Regions from separate parts of the Homo sapiens genome. Here region 2 is linked to region 1. A link is a loop called in an ENCODE intact Hi-C map of the cell type or tissue named here. Cell type or tissue: heart right ventricle. All regions are shown on one strand. Each heading gives the region's core, and the rest is flanking DNA. Links, peaks and the distances in the headings are about the cores only.

The links. Hi-C counts contacts between places; a loop is a spot of excess contacts. Peaks named below come from ENCODE experiments on the same cell type or tissue, not always from the same donor. Only the 100,000 strongest peaks of a DNase experiment are listed, where the experiment ranks them.
Region 2: it touches region 1 in a loop (3-fold over the local background); 1 of 110 quality-filtered maps calls a loop at or near these places.

Annotation. Positions count from the first base shown.
Region 1 is chr9:89,670,257-89,681,547 of GRCh38, forward strand. It overlaps LINC03062 (long intergenic non-protein coding RNA 3062), which reads left to right. Exons shown (of 6, transcript NR_024280.1): 3 at 2,501-3,231. Among named protein-coding and RNA genes, the nearest start is that of LINC03062, 36 kb to the left of the region's middle. RefSeq lists enhancers at 5,444-6,094, 6,095-6,744, 7,313-8,718. In heart right ventricle, for the core only: no CTCF peak of the experiment used is centred there; a DNase peak (open chromatin) is centred at 6,182; H3K27ac peaks cover 1,923 bases.
Region 2 is chr9:89,916,048-89,925,399 of GRCh38, forward strand. No RefSeq gene overlaps it. Among named protein-coding and RNA genes, the nearest start is that of MIR4290, 100 kb to the right of the region's middle. RefSeq lists an enhancer at 5,129-5,298. In heart right ventricle, for the core only: a CTCF peak has its summit at 3,500 (motif pointing left); DNase peaks (open chromatin) are centred at 3,284 and 3,474.

The DNA of each region.
Region 1 (11,291 bases), core at 3,816-8,815:
GGACCCAGCAGAGGCTGGACCTGGGCCAAGCAGCCCATGCTCAGGGTCAGGGGCAAAGGGGGAAGACAAGAAGGGGAGCTTCCCTGCATAGCGCCCTGGCAGGTAAGGAGGCCACAGATGTGAGGGTTCTGTGAGTCCTGTCACTAGGAACACTGGCGCCAGCTGTCCTGCATCCTGAGTGTGTGGGGCTGTGGGGATCCATCGTCCCACCTACAGTCCTGAGGGGAGCCTCCAGGTTTAGGGCTGTTCAAGGCCCTCCTAAATCTCAGATTGGGTTTCCTATCTACCCGGAAGAAAGAGCGCTAGATTTAGCTTTAAATCAAATTAAACAGGAATAACAAAATGTGATGTGTTTGGCCTAAGATTTATACTCCTTATGTCCACCACCTTAGCCCTTCTGGAGAGACAGAGGCACCTAGGCTCAGACATGTGGAGGGTAGATGGTCACAGGCAGGAGCCCCTGGCCAGAGTAGCCTCTAGAGATGCTCCTCATCATCCCTTCTGGGATTTGTTTTTTCCTAGTTGGAGATTAAAAAAAAAACAAACTTGAAAAATAATTCTGAAATGAACTATACACACAAAAGAGTATCTGTAACTTACATATACATAGAAAATAGCAATAATAAACGAAGACACACCCAGATTAGCAGTTTGAACGTTACCCAGACCTCTAAATGGTCCCATAACATTCTTCTTCTTTTTCCCACTTTCATTGCAATAACCACTGGCCCGGATTATGTGTTAATCATTACCTTGTCTTGTTTAAAGTTTTACTGTAAATGTGTGAGTTGTCAAGCAATAGATAGCTAAATTTTATCTGTTTTTGAACATTTGTAAATAAAGTTATACAGTATAAATTTGGTGACTTGCTTTTTTTCTGCTCATGAGATGCATGCATGATGAGGCATATACCTGTTGGTCAATCATTTCACAGTGCTCCCTTGCAGGAATTATTCGCCTGGTTTCGGGCTTTTGCTACTGCAAACAATGCCCATCTGACTATTCCCTTAAGGGCACAGGTCCCTAAGCGTGATGGCTGTGATTCAAATTCTGCCTCCCAGCACCTGCCTGTGTGGCCTTCTGGGGTCCAGGGTCATCCTTTTTAAAATGAAGATAATAATACTACATGCACCAGCAGGCTCTAAGGAGGACTAAGAGAGTGAATTCAGGTAAAGCATTTAACATGGTACCTCACACAGGATCAGTTTAAAGGTTAGATATAATGATAGTAATGGTGGTAGTCATGATAGTGGTGATGGTGGTGGTGGTGATGATGGTGGAGACGGTGGTGATGGTGGTGGTGATGGTGGTGGTGGTGGTGGCGGTGATGGAGATGGTGGTGATGATGGTGATGGTGGTGATGATGGTGGTGGTGGTGATGGAGATGGTGGTGATGATGGTGATGGTGGTGATGGTGGTGGTGGTGGTGATGGAGATGGTGGTGATGATGGTGATGGTGGTGGTGATGGTGGTTATGGTGGTGATGGTGGTGGTGATGGAGATGGTGGTGGTGATGGTGGTGGTGGTGGTGATGTTGATGACAACTCCTTGGGTACTTATTTGGAAACAGAGTCTTTGCAGACACAGTCAAGTTAAAATGAGATCATGAGGGTGCACCCTAATCCTAAATGACTGGTTCAGGTGTCCTTATAAAAAAGACAATTTTGAGACACAGGCACACAGGAAGAATTTCATTCGAACATGCAGGCAGAGATCTATAAGCTAAGGAACACTAATGATGGCCAGCAAACCACCAGACGCTTAGAAAGAGGCCTGGGTCTCAGCCTCAGAAACCAGCCCTGCCGATGCCTTGATCTCAGACTTCTGGCTTCCGGAATAAACTTCCCCTGTATAAGCCACTCAGTCTGTGAAAGTTTGTTATGGCAGCCCTAGCAAATGGACACAAAAAGCACAGAAAGAGAATTCCTCTCAAATGGAAATGTTCCTACCATTGTCAAGAGATTGATTTTTAAAAATATCATTTTATGTGGGCCTGGGTGCGGTGGCTCACACCTGTAATCCCAGAACTTAAGGAGGCCAAGGCGGGCAGATCACAAGGTCAGGAGATCAAGACCATCCTGGCCAACATGGTGAAACCCCATCTCTACTAAAATACAAAAAAATTAGCCGGGTGTGGTGGTGCGCACCTGTAGTCCCAGCTACTTGGGAAGCTGAGGCAGGGGAATTGCCTGAACTCGCGAGGTGGAGCTTGCAGTGAGCCGAGATGGCACCACTGCACTCCAGCCTGGTGACAGAGCAAGACTCTGTCTCAAAAAAATATATATTTTATGTGCTATTACATTTTTCTTAAAAGATTTATACTACTTTGACACTCAGTGTTATAAAAGGGAAATCCAGAAGAAAACACTTTAGGTAGAATTTGATGATGGCCAGTGTGGGCAGAGTCCATATAATTCTGTCTGCGGCACGCAGTGGCTCTTGAAGACGCCATAATACAGATGCTGCACAAAGGCCACTACTTCCTGTTGCTTTACTGTAGGAATTAAGACATTGAAGGAACTGCTGCTGCCAGCAAGAGAGGCTGTTGCAAGAAAGAAAGGCTGCTGCAAGAAACGCAAGAAAGGCTGCTGCCAGCATTGCATTTCTGTCAAGAAGCTGCCCCGCAAAATTTATGGATGTATCGCTGTATGCACCTAATAGCAAGCTCTACTGGATGAATGGCTTATAAAGATCTCCCCTGAATAAAATTGTGGTTTTTAACTTTAGAAGAACAATGTCAATTCTCTCTGCATCCTTTATGGGAGCCTCAGCATGTGTTCAGCACTGGTATTTATTCTATATGACTGCTTGTTAAGCAACAGGCTGAATTAAAATGGGAAAGCTCACCGAGGAGTTTTCTTGAAATACTGCTTTTCTAGCAAGGAGAACATAGAAGATGGTGAGGCAGCCGCAGCTGGAGTGCTGACTGCCCAGAAGCAGAGGGGCAAAATGCACTCCAGTATGGATTTTGGTCATTGAGGCCTTGCTGAGAGCATGCCCCAGGCTGGGTTCACTTTTGCCTGAAGGGGCTGCAGCAGAATGAAAACTCAACTGTGCAAAACAAAACACTCAAATTTTAAAAAGCACAAGATTCTGCTGGGATCATCTGGCAGCAGGGGCAGCAGGAAAGACGTAATAGAGATTTCAAAGCAGGCTGAGGAGGAGGACAGGGCATTCCAGCCTCTGTGGTTCAGCAATCTCACCACTCCACAACCGACGGTGGCTTTCCAGGTATGCAGATTTGAAGGGTGCCCTTCCATGGAGGGTGATCGAGGTCTGCTAATGCCATTGCTCTGTGGGTGTCATAGTGAGTGCAAGTGCCTTGGCCAGTGTGCACATCCCAAGTGTGATTAACTGAATGTTCCTGTCCCCAGTATGTACATACTCCTGGTTCCTCCAGTGTGAACAGCCCCACAGTGTGCACATTCCCTTAGTGTGCACATGCCTCCAGTGTAAACATCCCTCCAGTGTGCACATCCCCATAGTGAGCACATTCCTCCTGGTGTATACATCCCCCCAGTGTGAACATCCCCCCAGTGTACACATTCCCCCAGTGTACACATCCCCCCGGTGTGCACATCCCCCCAGTGTGTACATCCCCGCAGTGTACACATTTCCCCAGTGTGTACACATCCCCCCAGTGCACACATCCCCCCAGTATACACATCCCCCCAGTGCACAAATCCCCCCAGTGCACACATCCCCCCAGTGTACACATCCCCCCAGTGTACACATCCCCCCAGTGTACACATCCCCTCAGTGCACATCCCCCCAGTGCACACATCCCCCCAGTGTGCACATCCCCCCAGTGTGTACCTCCCCCAGTGTGCACATTCCCCCAGTGTGCACATCCCCCCAGTGTATACATCCTCCCAGTGCACACATCCCCCCAGTGTGTACATCCCCCCAGTGTACACATCCCCCCAGTGTGTACATCCCCCCAGTGCACACATCCCCCCAGTGTATACATCTACCCAGTGTGCACATCCCCTCTGTGTGCACACCTTCCTAGTGTGCACATCCCCCCAGTGCACACATCCCCCCAGTGTATACATCTACCCAGTGTGCACATCCCCTCTGTGTGCACACCTTCCTAGTGTGCACATCCCTCCAGTGTGCATGACCCCCAGTATGCACACCCCAAGTGTACAGATGCCCCCAGGATACACGTTCCCTCAGTGTGCACACCCTGCAGTGTACACATTCTCTTAGTATACACATTCTTCCAGTGTGCATGTCCTTCTAGTATGCATGCCCCCAAGTGTACACATGCCTCCAGTGTACACATTAGCCCAGTGTTCATGCCCCCAGTCTGCACATCTCCTAGTGCACATCCCCTAGTATGCACATCTCCTCAATGTACACACGCCTAGAGTGCATGCCTAGTGTACACACGCCTAGTGTGCATATCCTCCTAGTGTGCCCTTTCTTAGCATTTACACCCCAGTGTGTACATCCAGTACACATGGTGCGCACAGCCCCCAGTGAGCAATCCTTCCCCCAGTGTGCAATCCTTCCCCCAGTGTGCACATGCTCCAGTGTCAACAGCCCCTGGCCAGCCTTGTCCAAGGCATCTCTGCAGGCTCAGCCTATGTAGGCACATGAGGACAATGCAGCAGAGTCAGAAGCTGCCTGTGCTGAGATGATGATAAGGACACGATGCGGAGCACATGGCCCCCGCTCTCAAGCACCTTCTAGTCCCTGGGGTCAGAGTGCTTAGAATGGGGAAGGCTGCTGGACAGGGCTGAGGGGGTCTTAGCTGAGTGAAGATGCTCCATCAGTGAGGGCTCCTGTGGGGACTGAGAAGGCAGCGCTCCCCTCACTCTGGGTCAGCTGATCTGGTGAGTTCATTGCACAGGGCTTCGGGGACAGGGCGGTGTTGTTCATGCTGCTGATGGGAGGAGTCCTGGGCTTGCAGCGCCTGCCTTCCCCGCCCAGCAGGCAGCTCGGAGTTCTGCCCAGCAACCAGGCCCCCTCCATCTGCCGTCTGGGATAATGAGCTGACCCTGAGGCTGCTGGCACAAGCCCACTTTGTGTCTTCTATTCACTGGGATTACCTTTCAGCTTCCCATTGTTCTTTGCTAATGGCCTTAAAACATGCCTGCCTGTTACCTTCCCTAGCCCTGCTGGCTGCTGGAGGAAAGCCTCATCTCCTCCAACTTGAAAGGCCTCCTCCACTCCATCCTGGCCTGGGCGGGTGGTAGGAATGCCAGCCTGGGCACAGGGATGTAAGCCGGCCACCCAGCCTTCAGCTGCAGCCATTAGCCAGGCCTCAAGTGTCACAATATTTTATGGGACGCCTCTCCCCGCCCTTGGTGAACTGGCCGGGTTGCCACATGGCCCAGCTTCTGTGCTTTCCAAGCCCTGCCTCCACTGAGAGCGTGGCTGTCCCCGTGTCTGGACAGATGGCTGAGGTGGGCTGGAGACTGCTGGCCTCTGGCCCTGGCAGGAGCTCATTCACTGTGATTATCCAGTCGTCACCCTGCAAGGGCAGAGGGGACAGGGCAGCAGTGGCTGCATTGACTTTTAACCCTTTCCAGAGTGAAGGGCTGGATCCTTGGGGGAAAGAATTCATCCAAATTGGACGAGCCCTTCACACTCGGCCTCATTATTATCCACGCGTGCAGCAAAATGGGGGAGCCAAATGTCTCCAGTTATTTACACTGCATCTGGCAAAAAGATAATTCGCTTCTTTTGGAGGCATTTGAAAGCTCAACCGTAGTGGGCTTTCACCTAATGCAACCATCAGCATTAAGATGAAGCAGCATATGACAGCGTTATTAAAACATGGCCACTCATTTCCTTTTTGCTTAGCTTTAGAGATGATGAAAACATACAGTGATTCCTTGTTTGAAAAGGAAATGTCAAAGAACAGATGCTATCAGGGTCTGATTTATAAAAGTGTGGGCTTTTATAAAGTGTCCAGGTCTCCTGGGCAGCATCTTTAGGGGACTACTGGACACAGCTCAGGGGGCTGACCCCCTGGCCACTGCCAAGCTACAACCTTCTCAAGGCCCTGAGTCACAGAAGACAGTCTGCGGGTGGCAGTGTCTGTCGCCCGTGTGTGCACATGTGTGCCTGCTCCTGTACAGGGCCCCGGCACGCGTCTCAGACGGGCTGCCGGCTTTGTTGTTGGAGGCGCAGGCTTCTCCAGATTGGCTGGTCTTCAAAGCAATGACATGCCGTGTCAGATCTGCCATAGTCCAGGCACGTGGCAGGCGTCCAGCATGCAAATGAGTCGGACGCTTTGCACTGGCCTGGAGCGCCCTAGACAGCCGCCCCACACCCCTGGGAGGCCCAGCAGGTGCCCGCGAGGCAGGTGTGCAGCTCGCCATATGCTCTGCTGAGCGTCGGGTTTCTGCCAGCATCTTTCAATGACCTACCAGGTGAGATAAAGTGAGTGGAAAGGGGCCCGTGCCAACCTGTGGCTGCACAGGCCACTTCTGGGTAGGGACAGCCCTGAAACCTGGGCAGGGCAGGCAGAGGAGGGACAAATGTCAGGGTGGATAATTGCTTTAAAAATCCCCTGCATTTTAGAAACAGGGAAGGTTTATGGCTAAATTAGATATATACCTTCCAAATGCACTGTCTGTCTCTGCAGAGCCCAGATTTGGAGCTGGAAGCCTAAGATAGGGCCCCAACTTTTCTCCCCGTCATGGCCACCTGGGGAGCCTTAAAAATCCCCATGCTCAGGCTGCTATCAGAGCAGTTAAATCAGACACTCTGGAAGTAGAACCCAGGCATCTGAATTTTTTGTTTCTCATGTGATTCAAAGTTTGAAAACCCATCATTTAGAGCTGTGCTGTCTAATGCAATAGCCACCAGCCAGATGTGGCTATCTTAATTTAAATGTATTAGCATTTTTAAAAGTTAGTCTGTTACATGTGCAAGCTACATTTCAAGTGCTCAGTGGTTGTGCTGAACAGTGCAGACCCTGTTCAGAGAACCTTCTCATTATTGCAGAAAGTTCCATGGAGCAGTGTGCTGTGGAGGGTCCTTTCAGCCCCTTGTCCTCCCTCCCTGAGAAGGTGACCTGCCTTGCTCCGGGGCACATTGGCAGTGCAGGGCAGTACTGTGCTATTCTATTCTCATGCCCTAATGCCTTAGGCTGCTGGGGGCACAGGTGTGCCCAGAGAAAGGCTCCAGAAAATCAAGCTACCACGTGCTTTTCAGCAAAGACTCAGCATGCAAAAATGAGGTGTCCCCCAAACACCTTCATGGAGCCCCCTCCCGGGTGCCAGGCCAACTTTGGTTGACTTCGGTAATGTGTATTTCCATGACATCCTCTTGTCCCCTGGTCATGCATGCCGGAGTCCCAAAAAGCATGGATGTTCCTAAACAGCCCCCTGAGCCCTGCCTTCATGAATGTCAGCGTGGGGGGCTCCGGCAGGCCCACGTGGGCATGTGCCGGTGAGTGTGAAGCCTCTGTCTGCCTGTCTGGGTCCCCTGTAATTCATCAGATGCATGTTTGTAACAAAAGGATCATGCCACACGCCAGGGATCTTTGAAACTGAAAGTTTGGTTCTTAAATGAGCCCAACTGCAAACCAAATGGTGTGTGGAGTGCTGAACGGGTGGGGACAAAAATCGTGGTGGAGGAGGTGGCTTTTCTAGCAGGGCAGCATTTCACAGCACGTGCTGCCAACTGTTGCAAAAAGAAAAAAAAAATCCTAAGAAGAAGAAAGAGAGAGGGAAATGTACATATTCCTGCAGCCCTGCAAGTGCCCTTTCTTCTTCATTGTTCTCTGGAGCAGGCAGCAGGCCCGGCCAACAGCTGTGCATTGCGTGTATCACTAACAGCTGCTTTTTCCTGGGGTGAAATTAAAAGATTAGGGGATATGGGCACGTGCTGGCCTCAGGAGCCCAAACAATGCTTGATTTAGGGTGAAACTTGTCTGGGGAGACTGACAAAGGAGGAGGCTCCGAGTTGGCCAGGGGTCAAAGAGGGGAGCTGGCTTTGACAGAGACAAAAGGAGGGAGGGGGTGGGAGGCAGAGGGCTAGGGGAGCCAGGCCAAGTGAAAAGAGGCCTCGCAGCAGCTGCTCCTGCCCCAGAAATTTGAGACGGGTCTTTTCACAAACACAAATGCCTGAGAAGAATAGGGGGCCACGCTTAGCTGAAATGGCTCGTTTGCAAATGAAAAGGAGATTGGGAGCCCTTACATTTTCCAAGTTTTCACCTAAGAGGATGGAAAATGATTAGTGTAGGCAAGAAGTGTGCAGAGGAGCAGATGGGCCAGCCACCCTGGAGCTGCACTCTGTGTTTACATAACAATCATGCCCACTGCCGGGGTGCAGAAGCCCAGGCCCCCTAAATGTCCAGCAAGGACACTGGCACCCCGGAATTCGATCAGTGCAGTTCCAGCTGGGACTCCACAGGACGTCTTTGCTACAGCGTGTGTGGATATTAATTTATGTGCTGGATAAATTAAATACACTTATAACCATGAAGCGGCAAGGTGATTGCAGCAGGAGGCAGGCTGGCAGACAGCACGCCGGTGTGGTTGTTGTCCCTTGGCAGGATGCCTGACTTCCCAGACTTGCTGTTTCTTCTTGGCCCCTGCTGAGAACATTGGAGGAGAACCCCTGGCCTGCACTTCACCGTGTGTGACGAAAAGGGTTTTAACCATGAGCAAACACAGGGTTGGAAGCCAGTCCCCCAAATCAGGCAGCACAGAAGGAGGATAGCAATAGCCATCTTAGTAGGAAAAGCACCTGCCACACCTCAGGAGCTTCCCATGTGCCTGGTGGGGTCCCACAGCAGCTTCGTGGGTTTGCAAGGGTGCCCAGAGGGCAGCGAGGCCTCGATTCTAGAAATATTCCTGACAAAAATGCACGACCTGAGATAATCTTGAGAAAACATCTGACAAACCTACATGACCTCTGCTCTGAGTTGGATGCCAGGGTCCTGGAAGACAGAAATTTTGGAGACAGAGAGGCAGGCCAGCTGCGAGCAGCACACACTTGGGATGCTCTTCTGTGGTAAAAGGCATTGTCGAAACAACCGGCAAAATCGGAATCAGTTCTGCAGATTAGACAATACAATTGCATCCATGTTCATTTCCAGGGTTTTAGGACTGTACCGTGGTTACATAATAGAATGTCTCTGATTTTTTTTTAGAAAATAAACAGTAAATATTCAGAAGTAAAGAAGCATCATGCCTACAACTGACTCCCATATGGTTCAGAAAAAAATTACAACTCTCTCTCCTCTCTCTCTCTACATATATCTACATTAAGGGGTGGCGGAGGAAGAGAGAAGGCAAAAATGGTACAACGTCAACATTTGGGAAATCCGGGTGAAGATTATGGCCATTCTTTGTACTGTTCTTGCAACCTTTTTTCTAAGTCTGAAATTATGTCAAAATACAAATGTTAAAAGGGCCAAATGGGGCAGTGGAGGTGTAGACCATCTGTGTGGTCATCCTGGTTCCCCTCCCAGGTAGAGACACATCTGGAAGTCGTTAGTTCTGGGGCATTTTGGCACCTCGCTCAGCAATCCCCTGGGTCCAGAGCAGCCCTGGCCCAGGCCTGGTATTCTTATCAGCTCCTAGTACATCTGTGATGGACAATGCCTGCCACCTGGGATTATGTTGTCCAGTGTTGAGTGTGTGGAGGAGGAGACAGGGCTGCTGTTTTGGGCACGAACACTCTCCTGGGCCAGCCTGAAGGATAGAGTGTCCTCCCAAAGTTGACTCAGTTGGAGAGGTCTGAGTCTCTGCTCTGGCTGTGGGAGGCTGTCGAGTCACCAGGTGGGAAGGTTTCCCCGGGGGCCAAGAGGACAAGTCTACAGCTGACCTGGTTGTAGTGGCAGAAGAACAAGGGGCTCAGCCAGCAAACAGGAGAAAGGAGGCCCACTCCCAGAGATGTCCCCGGGCACTGTGGTGGTGGCCACCTCTAACATGCTGGTTTTTTTTTTTTTTACGATGAGCTGCTCTTTTCATACACTGAGTGATAACTGGATCATTGCATTAAATTGACTGCTTCTCCTGCTAGGTATTAGCTGATAGTTTTTTCTTTTGCCCCTCCCTCTTGCCTACACATCTGTATCACCTGGAGAGGTTATTAAGAGTTGCCCAGGCCTCATCCATCCCCAAAGAGCTGTATCAGAATCCCTGGGGATGGGAAAAAGGTGGAAGCTGGGTTTTATTGTGCTGTAAAAAGTCATGATAGGGATTTTGAGTGTGTTTTCAGCATTGCGAAGGGCTGCCTGGTAGGTTGGACTCAAGGACCTAGCTGTGTTCTCAAGAAGAGTGTGGGCTGGGCACTGTGGCTCACACCTGTAATCCCACCATGTGTGAGCACCTGCAGGGTGCCTGGAACCATGCATGGCTCCTCATGGCTGCACATGCGTGTCTGCTGAGTATAAGAAAAAGATCTGAAAGAAATCATTGCTGTTCAGAACAATCTTCACTCAGCACATGGCAACATGCTGGGGATATGCTCATGTCCATACATGTGTCCATGCACATGATCTGTGCTCAGGAAACTGGGGAAAGAAACTGAAAGTAAGCTAAAAAAAAAAAATAGCATGTTCTCAGGGCACACTATCACACACACCCGAACTCAGCTGACTCCTGTGTGGCTTGCTTGTGGCCCAAATCACCTGTTTTCCTCCTACTTCCAACCTTCCCGAGGTTGGAAGGTGCTAGTGAGAGGTGACACAGTGCTAGCAGTGCTAGCAGCCCTCGCAGCCCTCGCTCACTGTTGGCGCCTCCTCGGCCTCCGCGCCCACTCTGGCCGCACTTGAGGAGCCCTTCAGCCTGCCACTGCACTGTGGGAGCCCTTCTCTGGGCTGGCCGAGGCCGGAGCCGGCTCCCTCCGCTTGCGGTGAGGTGTGGAGGGAGAGGCACGGGCCGGAACCGGGGCTTTGCGCAGCACTCGTGGGCCCGCTAGATTCCGGGTGGGCATGGGCTTGGCAGCCCCGCACTCAGAGTGGCTGGCCCTGTCGGCTCCGGGCAGTGAGGGGCTTAGCACCCTGGCCAGCAGCTGTGGAGGGTGCCCCGGGTCCCCCAGCAGTGCTGGCCCACCTGTGCTGCGCTCAATTTCTCGCCAGGCCTTAGCTGCCTCCCGCAGGGCAGGGCTCGGGACCTGCAGCCCCCTATGCCTGAGTCTTCCCCCCGGCGGCCGCCCCCGCCCCCCGGCCCCCCGGCACCCCCCGCCCCCCCCGCCCCCCCCGGGCCCCAGCAGCCGCCGCCCCCCCTCGCCACCCCACCGCCGCCGCCCCCCGCCGCACCGCTGCCCCCGCCCCGCCACCGCCACCCCCCGCCACCGCCCCCCTCCCCCACCACGGG
Region 2 (9,352 bases), core at 596-5,595, 240 kb after region 1:
CTTCACTCAGAGGTTGGGTGAGACTGAAGGTCCCAATTCTCTAATGATGGCTTGGCCTTTCTCCTTTCTCAAGAGCAGCCTCATCCTGAAGCTATCTAGGGTCCCCCAGCTACCAGTGCTCTCATTAACACACAAAAGACATTCTTATCACTCTGGAGATGCCAAAGGTTTTAGGAGCGTGTGCCAGAAACCAGGGCAGAGACGAAATATATGTTTCTCACATAGATCACAACATCACACGCCATTACGGTGTATTTTAAAAATGTAGATTGTCACTCCTAGCTCCCCCTGTGTCTCTGTGACATCTACGTGCATCTGCACAAGGACAGCAGGACTCTGAAGGGCAGGGCCCTGGATGATTGTTCTCACTGTAGCCCCCTCCCCCGCAATCAGGAGTGACCTCATTTCTTTTGAATTTTCTTTCTGCAGGACCAAGTTCCTGGGTGTGGCTGCTCTTTTCCACTCTTGAATTCTTCTAGGGTTTGCATAAATAAAAAAATTCATGGAGCAGGTTCCTGTACTAAGGCTGCTTGGAAAATTCATGGACTTTTTTGGGAAAGCAATCTTTTTTTTTTCTAAATAAGGAGAAAATACCAGAATGATTAATCCAGGTGAGGTCTCACATAATCTGTGAATTAATTCTTTCCCATTTCTCTTTTATTTGGTAGTAGTGTGGACTTGTTGATAACATGAATTCAAGTCTGGATTCCTTTTGCATTCTGCCACAAATATCCTCTACTAAATAAAAGGTTTTCAGTGGTGTCTGAGCCCCTTTTCATTTCATGTAAAATGACAGGATTGGATTGGATGACTCGAGGTCCCTTCCACATCAGCTCTCCCGTCATGCCAGAATTATCCACCATTGCACCACCCCTTCACTCCTGGCCCTGACCCTAAAAACAAAGGGGATTTGTCAGAAAGGGCAGGGATTTATCAGTGTTTTTCTTGTGAGATAACATGCACAGCTGTAGAAAACCTTCACTATTCTCCACCATCTGTGGTTGGAAAAACTTGATCAGTAGTTAAGATTTTTAAAATTAAAATATCCCCTTAACCTGCTGTGATATGATCTACAGTAACAAGCTAGCCTTTAGAAATTCTCCTACAATGGCCAGGTAGAGGATTGGCTTGGTCAGAGCAGGGCACAGCTCCATTCTGGCTGTTGACTCAGAGCCTCTCTCTAGGGTCCTCAGACAGCGTGCTGTCAATCAACTTCAGCAGGATCACTGACACTAGCCATGATTTATTGGACTTAGCATTCATTATGTCTTTTTTTTTCCCTTATTCACTCAATTTTTGCCCCAACTAGTTTTCAAGTTAGGTAACCACCATAAACAGTTTGTAGTTTTTTCCTGTCATACCTTAAATTCCTTAAAAATGCAATTGTGAAGTATTCGATTTGTTCCAAGTACTATACAAATATTCTTACATGCTATGAATGTGTAAGCGTAACATGCAAATGTAGCTATGTTATGGTTACAAATCTTATAGAAATATCACTGCTGAGGTATAAGATGAGACTAATACCATAAATATATGCCATGACCCAAGCCAAGGAACCTCCTCTGGGCTCTTCCACCTTGTTATTCTAACATCACACTCCCATCCCAACCTACTTCTGAAATACCTCCCAAATCCATCCACATTCCTCATTTTCAATGCTGCCATTCTAGTTTCAGCAATTATCATTTTTTGCCTGGACTACCCACTGGTCTGCTAACTGGTCTCTTACTGTATCTCTACAATCACGTCTCTGTTGCATAAACTTTCTCATGGCTTTCCAACACACTGGAATAAATTCAAACTACAAAGACCCCACCAGCCAGCCCAGTTGCCTCTCCACATATCCTATTCCCTACCTGGGCTTACCTGCTCCCTCCACGTTCACAGGCTTCCTTCTGTTCCCGGGCTCGGCAAAATGGCGCCTGCCTCAGGGACATTGCCCACACCACAGTGTCCTCCATGGCGGGCTTCTTCCCTTCACTCAGTCATTGCTTCAGAGGGGCCCGTCCTGATGATTCTGCAGAAAGTTCTGTGCTCTCTGCTCACCCTCACAAGGTGAACACGCTGGGCCTGCCTCACCGGCTGCCATGGCCCCATCCCAGAGCAGCACCTGGCCAGGGCAGTGGCCAGCACACACTGTGGAGGGAATGAATGGGGGACAAAACCTATCTCATAGGAGTGTGGGGTCCAGCAAGGTCACGTCTGGGCATCCAGTGCCCTCCCTGGCAACAGTGAGTACCACATGAGTGGTGGGGGAGAAGTCATCAAAGTCTTTCATAGCTCACCTCCGACTCTCCCTAGAACTCTAGAATCCCTTTTGTGTTCCTTTAAAGACATTTTTTTTTCTCTTGAGATGGAGTTTCACTCTTGTTGCCCAGGCTGGAGTGTAATGGCGCGATCTTTGCTCACTACAACATCCGCCTCCTGGGTTCAAGCAATTCTCCTATCTCAGCCTCCTGAGTAGCTAGGATTACAGGCGCCCGCCACTATGCCTGGCTAATTTTTGTATTTTTAGTAGAGACGGGGTTTCACCATGTTGGCCAGGCTGGTCTCGAACTGCTGATCTCAGGTGATCAGCCTGCCTTGGCCTCCCAAGGTGCTGGGATTACAGGCATGAGCCACTGCGCCCAGCCCCTTTAGAGACATTTTAACAGAGAAGTCCTTCAGTCCCTCAAATGCCCCACCTTCCTTTTTTACAGCCTTTTTCCTCTCCTGAGAAATAACAGGATGGTTCACCCAGGCATGAGGGTCAGCCCCACCTCCCCCGTCTTTCTTTTCCATCGGTTATCAAGCCTGGTCTGTATCACCCCTTGACATCTCACATATCAATCCCTCTTTCCATAACCAGCAGGGCATCTTCATGACAGGTTTGGAACCCAAGCTACAGAATCAGTTCCTAGTTCTACCCTTGGACAGTTATGGGACGGTGAGTAACAGATGGAAAAACTTTCAGCCTCAGTTTCTCCCTCCTTAACGTGGGAAGAAAAGTAATTCTGTAGTTAATGTGGAGACTTTCTGAGAGGAATAGAAAAGACAGTTGGTGCAGGCATGTGGCTGGCACATGGGAGAACTCAATAGTGAGCAGCAGGTATCTGCCCGGGGCAGGAGTGCTTCCTCATGCCCGGGATGGCTTTCCTTCTTTCACCCCAGCCTCCCGCCCAGCCTATGCCCTACGCAGCAGAGTGCAGAGGATGTTCCCAAAGCCTCCATAGGATGGCGCCGTGCTTCTCCTAGTGCTGCCTCCTCAACTCAGTCCCAAATCCAGACAGCTGGGTTGGTGCCCTCGGCTCGCAGGTCACAGGCTCTGATGCACTCTGTCTCCACCTGTGCAGTCCTCTTCCTACTTCACATCCCCTCCTCTCTTCCTGTGTCTGCTTGGGCACCCCGTCCCTCCACCCCAGACCTGTAGAGACAGAGCTGGGATGTCCTTACGTTGGCCTCTCAAGGTCCCTTAATATAGCCTCCCATAACCCTGACTCACAACCGCCACCTTTTGGTTCCTCCTACTCCATGGCATGCTGCTGTGGAGGCCAAGTCCCCAGCACTGCGTTCCCCAGGCAATGCTGAAGAAAAGGCCAGGGCTGCTCATCAAGGAAGGTGTTGTCATTAGGGCAGCCGTGGTTTTCCTAGGCAGCCAGACTTACCATGGGCATGTAGAGAAAAAGCACCAAGATCTTTGTAAAATTGACTTCCATTTTGTGTTAAAAGGCTTGTTATACCTATAAACAGTGATAACAACATATTTATACATGGGAATAAGACTTAAAAACAGACACAAACGGGCCAATCAACAGTATCATGGAACAATGTGTACTTTACAACACCATTCTTTTTTCAAGTTGAAAGCATGCAAACCTAAACAGTATATATTTTGAGGGATGTATATGCATGTAATAAAGATTAGAAAAGCAAGGAAATGATGACAAAATAAACATTTGAAAAATAAAATGGGAAGAGACAAGAGGCCAAGGACTGTGGCAAGGTGGAGTTTGGGTGGACAGCAGGGAATAAATGCCGGATTGGGTGAATGGGGAGTGAACTCTACCCACCGTACTGGCACAGAAACTGGGATGTGGGGATGCTAATGTGGCCGAGATCACATAGCTAGGAAGTGGCAGAGCTGGGATTCATGCTTAGGTTGGTCTGACTCTACAGCTCTTCATGTTGTTCCTTGATACCAGAGACAACATCAAGAAAGCCATGTGTTAGAACGAGCTCGTCTGGGGTGGAGGGCAGCAGGAGAAGAGAAGGCAGCTGGGAGGCCAGGTGGAGGGTGGCGGTGGCCAGGATGGAAATGGAGGAGAGGCTGGAAAGGCAGGAAGGAGCCCCAGGGAGTGTTGTCTGAGAAGCCTAAGTTGGGGCATGAGGAGGGAAAGTGTGTGAGTTGAATAGTGTCAAATGGAGCAGACGTCATAAGACTTTTGCTATGGACTGAATTGTGTCACTCCCAAATTCATATGTTGAAGTCCTAACTCCCAACATGGCTGTATCTTGACATAGGGTTTTAGGAGGTAATTAAGGCTAAATGAGATTGTAAGAGTGGGCTGTTGTCATGGGGTTAGTGTCCTTATAAGCGAGCTGAGAGCTTTCTCTCCCTCTCTTTCTCTATCCCCTCCCTTTTACCCCACTTCCCCACTTCACCACTTGAGGATAAGCAAGAAGACAGCCATCTGTAAGCCAGAAAGAGAGCCCTCACCAGAACCCCACCATGCTAGCACCCTGATCTGGGACCTCCAGCCTCCAGAACTGTGAGAAAATAATGTCTGTCATTTAAGCCATGCAGTCTATGCTGTTTTGTTCTGGAAGCCCAAGAAGACAAATACAGCCTCGTTCCTGGAATGTTGAAAGTGTCACTGGGGCGAAGATGGTATACAGCCTCTTATTTTGAACTCCCACTGTTCTAACATTCGTTCATGAAACATCTTTTGTGAATTGATGCCAGGCAAGTGGTATAAAAAGGAAAAGGCACCCGTCTTGTGAGTCCAGGCTGCATCCGCTGAAGCTGTCCCTGCTGGCGGCTGCAGTTCTCCTCACAGGGCGACCACATTCACAAACACCCTCAGGGCAGTGTCCCAGAAACAGAGCTTCCCAACTGAGATCTGTCCTACTTTTGAAGATGACTGCTGTATTGCTCAGGGAGGGAGAATTTTCAATCCTTGCAAAGCAAGACAGAAACAAAAGGGGTACTTGGCCTTCTCAACCGGTGTGCATGTACAGTATTTGAGGGCGCTACCTTTAGACAGCAGGGTGAGTGTGCAAAGGGATCCTCGTGTTGGAAGATGGGGGTAAAGGGGTATGAGTCTGAGTTCCTCCTGAAACACCAGCCTCTCTCAGAGGCAGCAGCGGAGCTCCGCGTATGCTGGCGCTCTCTTTCTTGCATCGTGTTCATGGATTTCTAAATTCCCTTGCTAATGGCAACAGAAATACCACCATCAAAACTAACGTCTCAAGGGTCCAAGGTTTCAATCACACAAAGCCCAGGTTATCATAGGAACATGGGGCAGGCAAGGAGGGGGCCCCTGGGGAGCCATCTTCATGTGTCCTCATTAAAATGAAGGGAGTCATTCAGAGATTTGACTGTGTTTGTCTCCTTCTACTATTTTTCTTTAAAAAGCTGTTTCAGTTAGAGTAGGAAGAGCAAGATACACTTATTTCTGAAATGGGTGCAAGAACTTTCAAATATGGAAACACAACACCTTTCTATTTTTTGAATTCTGCTTTTAAAACGGAAAAATACTTGTTCTTCTTGAGAATTGGGCTTTCTGCTTTGAAGGAGGTAATATCAAAGCAATATTTTATTTGCAAGTAATGAACTGTACTCTTTTAACTTGTTTTGCTAAAGCATTGCTCTTCTGGGTACTTCATAGTTAAAGTATTGTGCCCTCCCACCTACCCTGAAGTTTTTGCTAGTCTTTGTGCATGACATTCAAAATAACGTACTTCTGCCACTACAAGGTGTGAGCACACTTCTAAATGACAAAATGATTGAGTTATCATCAAGATATTGTTCAGTATAAACATCATTTTACTTTTCTAAACTTTTAAAAGTGGCCAACACATTCAGTCGCTGTATTATCTTTTGATTAACCCAAGTGCTCAGCTATCCATCGCATTCCACGAAGTCAGTTTGCAATTAATGAGCAGGACACAGTTTATCAGCATGCCTGAGAAAAGCGATTGTATCTGGATGTCCTCAGCCCTTTCCCCTCCAAATAGGCTGTGTGGTGAGTGCTCCTTCGAATGGTACAGATGGCCGGCCTGTTTATCCTCTCCTGCCCTTGCTTCGGGCCATGCCTAAGTGCCTCACCCCTGGCTGAGTGACATCAGGTCCAGCTGGAAGTGGGGCACCAAAATGCCTGCCTCACTGGAGCTTGGTGGTGTCTGTTTGCTCACCTGCAAGGCCAGCATGGCCTTTTATTAGAGGTCTCAGGGGGCTGGGGGAGGCCATAGCTCTTTGAATTTCTCTTATTAACTCTTCTTTGACTGGTTCCAAGTCAAAGACTTCTGCGTGCATATGTACACACACTGTATCACACACACCACACACTCACACTACCCATGGATATGCACACATACCACATACCACACACACATATGCACACACACACCACACAACACCACACACATATATGCACGGATATGCACACACACCACACTACACACATCATACACACACTACACAATGTTACACACACCTATACACACACATACACACACATGCACACATACTGCGCTACACGCACCACGCACATACATGCACACACACCGCACTACACACATCATACACGTACCACACAATACTATGCACACCTATACACACGCATATGCATATGCACCACACACACACGTTATACATCCCCCACATACATTTTCTCCACTTTTCTTGGCTGCTTCCCTGGTCCTCACCATCAAAGGAATTCTTGCAGTAGAGCCTGGAAGGCTTCTCCCAGGAAGCACCCACTTCCTGCAGGAGAGAGACTGTGAGAGCGCGCCAGCCTCCTCCCCAGCCCTACACGCTGCCATTCATCCTCTCAACACACTTGTGAGTGTCCCTGTTGTGCCAAGCACTCTTCCAGGTCCTTCCAGGAGGTGGGTGAGGGGCACTGATGAAAAAAATGGGCCTCAACCTGGAGTCATGAAGCTTGGGGGTTTGGGTGGGACACAGGAATAAGAAATGAACATATCTGTGAACACGATGACCAGGAATTACAGGAGGGAAAGAGCACCGAGGAGCCTGCAGAAAGAGGCCCTGGAGCCCGGAGCTGATGCCAAAGGCTGTCCAGGAGGAGCAAAGGAGCAGCCAGGAAGGCCCTGGGGCACAGCAAGAGTGTCCAGAGTGAAGCCCAGCAAGTGGGGAGGGCGGTTCATGCAGTGAGAGGAAGACTCTAGAGGTTTTATCTAGGCCGTATTCCTTCCCCCTTTGTGGAGATGGGTTGTGCAGGGGGTGTGGAGGGAGCTAGAAGCTCCGCATGCATGGAAGATTAGTGCTCACAGAGCCCCAGATAGAGGCCGAAATGCCCATGGTGGGTGAGGAAGAAGTTTGGAAGGGGAAGCCAGAGAGGAGACGATGCAGGGCTCGCACTGGAACCAGCTCAGTTGGATGAAAGAAAAAAGTAAAGAAAAACGGAGAGCTTGAGCTTAAGGTCATTTTTCTAACTTTCTGTGTTGAAATAACGTTGGACAGACAGAAAAGTTACAAGGATAGAGTTTCCATACATACTTTTTTCATGTCAAGATCTTGTATCAACACGGCCCATTGGTCAAATCTGAGGAATTATTGTGGGTAAAATACGATTAGCCAAATGGTAGACTTTGTTTGAGTTTCCCTATCTTTCCACTCACTCCCTTTTTCTGTTCCAGGATCCAGACCAGGAGCCTACATTTCACTAACTTGTCAGGACTCCCGTCTCTCCTCCAGCCTGCGACAGCTCCTCCGTCTTCTTTTGTCTTTTCTAACCTTGATACTTTTGACGAGTACTGGCCAGCTGTTTCGCAGGATTTTCCTCCAGCTGAGTTGGCTTGAGGTTTTCTCTGATTGGATCACAGTTACCGGTTTTCGGAGGAACAGCACAGAGGTGAACGGTCTCACTTATCACTCCACATCAAAGCAGGCATGACACCCACGTGACTCATTCCTAGGAGGCTGACCTTCACCTTTTGGTCTGGGCGACATCTGCCAGGTTTTTCCACTGTCTAGTGACTATTTTTTTCTTTTCCTTTTTTTATGTTTGTGAAAGTCCTGCCCACACTCAAGGGGCGGGAAATGAAACTACACCCCCTGGTGTAATTTGTGAGGTACATTAAAACCACCCTAGTAATAGGAAATGCTCACATTATGCTTTTGGTCATTGTTATTGAGCTAGTTATGAGGCTTCTTTTTCCCTCTGTGGGAAGATGACATTTTCACCCGTAATACCTTGTCACCCGTACCACTTTGGCAGTCTCAGTGAAGATACCTGCACCCTCTGGGTGAGGGGCTTCTGACTAGTGCCATGGATGCTTGCTCTACAGAGACCAGAGAAGACTCCAGTTAGGGAGAGCGGACTCGCTACGCTCAGGTGCCGCCCCTCTGTCTCCCAGCCTCTCTAAAATGACAAGAAAGGGACAAAAGCCTTATTAACTTATAGAGTGAAAGACAGCAGGGATAACCAAGGGTAAAGCATCACAACACATTTTGTAAGTGCCTCATCTGAGCAGATCCTGACCAGGAGTGTCCCCTCTCCTGCCACCCACTGGAAGGTGCAAGCAGACGGAGGTGGACAAAGCCCTGGGCTCATGGCAGGGCCCCTGCAGTATCTGCCTGGAGGACCTCAGGCACCACAGTTCCCTCTCCCATTCTGTATGCCCTGTGGCTACTCTGGACACAGTCCCCATAGGAGGTGGTAGTTGACTGGGGATGCCATAACAAAGTGCCACACACTAGGTGACTTAGAACAATAGCAATGGAGTGTTTTACAGTTCTGGAGGCCAGAAATCCAAGATCCAGGTGTTGGCAGGGCCCCACTCCCCGTGAAGGCACCAGGACTCTCTCTGCCCAAGGCCTCTCTCCTACCTTCTGTTAGTTCCTTGGCTTGTGGCAGCAGAGCTCCAATCCTTACATGGCATTCTCTACGTGTACGAATGCATCTATGTCCAAATTTCCCCTTTACATAAGGATATGAATCATACTGGATTGGGGCCCACCCTTGCAATCCTATCTTAAATAATTACCTTTGTAACAGCTCTATCTCCAGATCTACACACACACTCGGAGGGACTTGGGGGTTAGGATTTCAACCTGTGAATTTTGGAGGGAACGTAATTCAACCTATAACTAGGTGGGATGTTTACTTGCTGAAGGAACAGACAG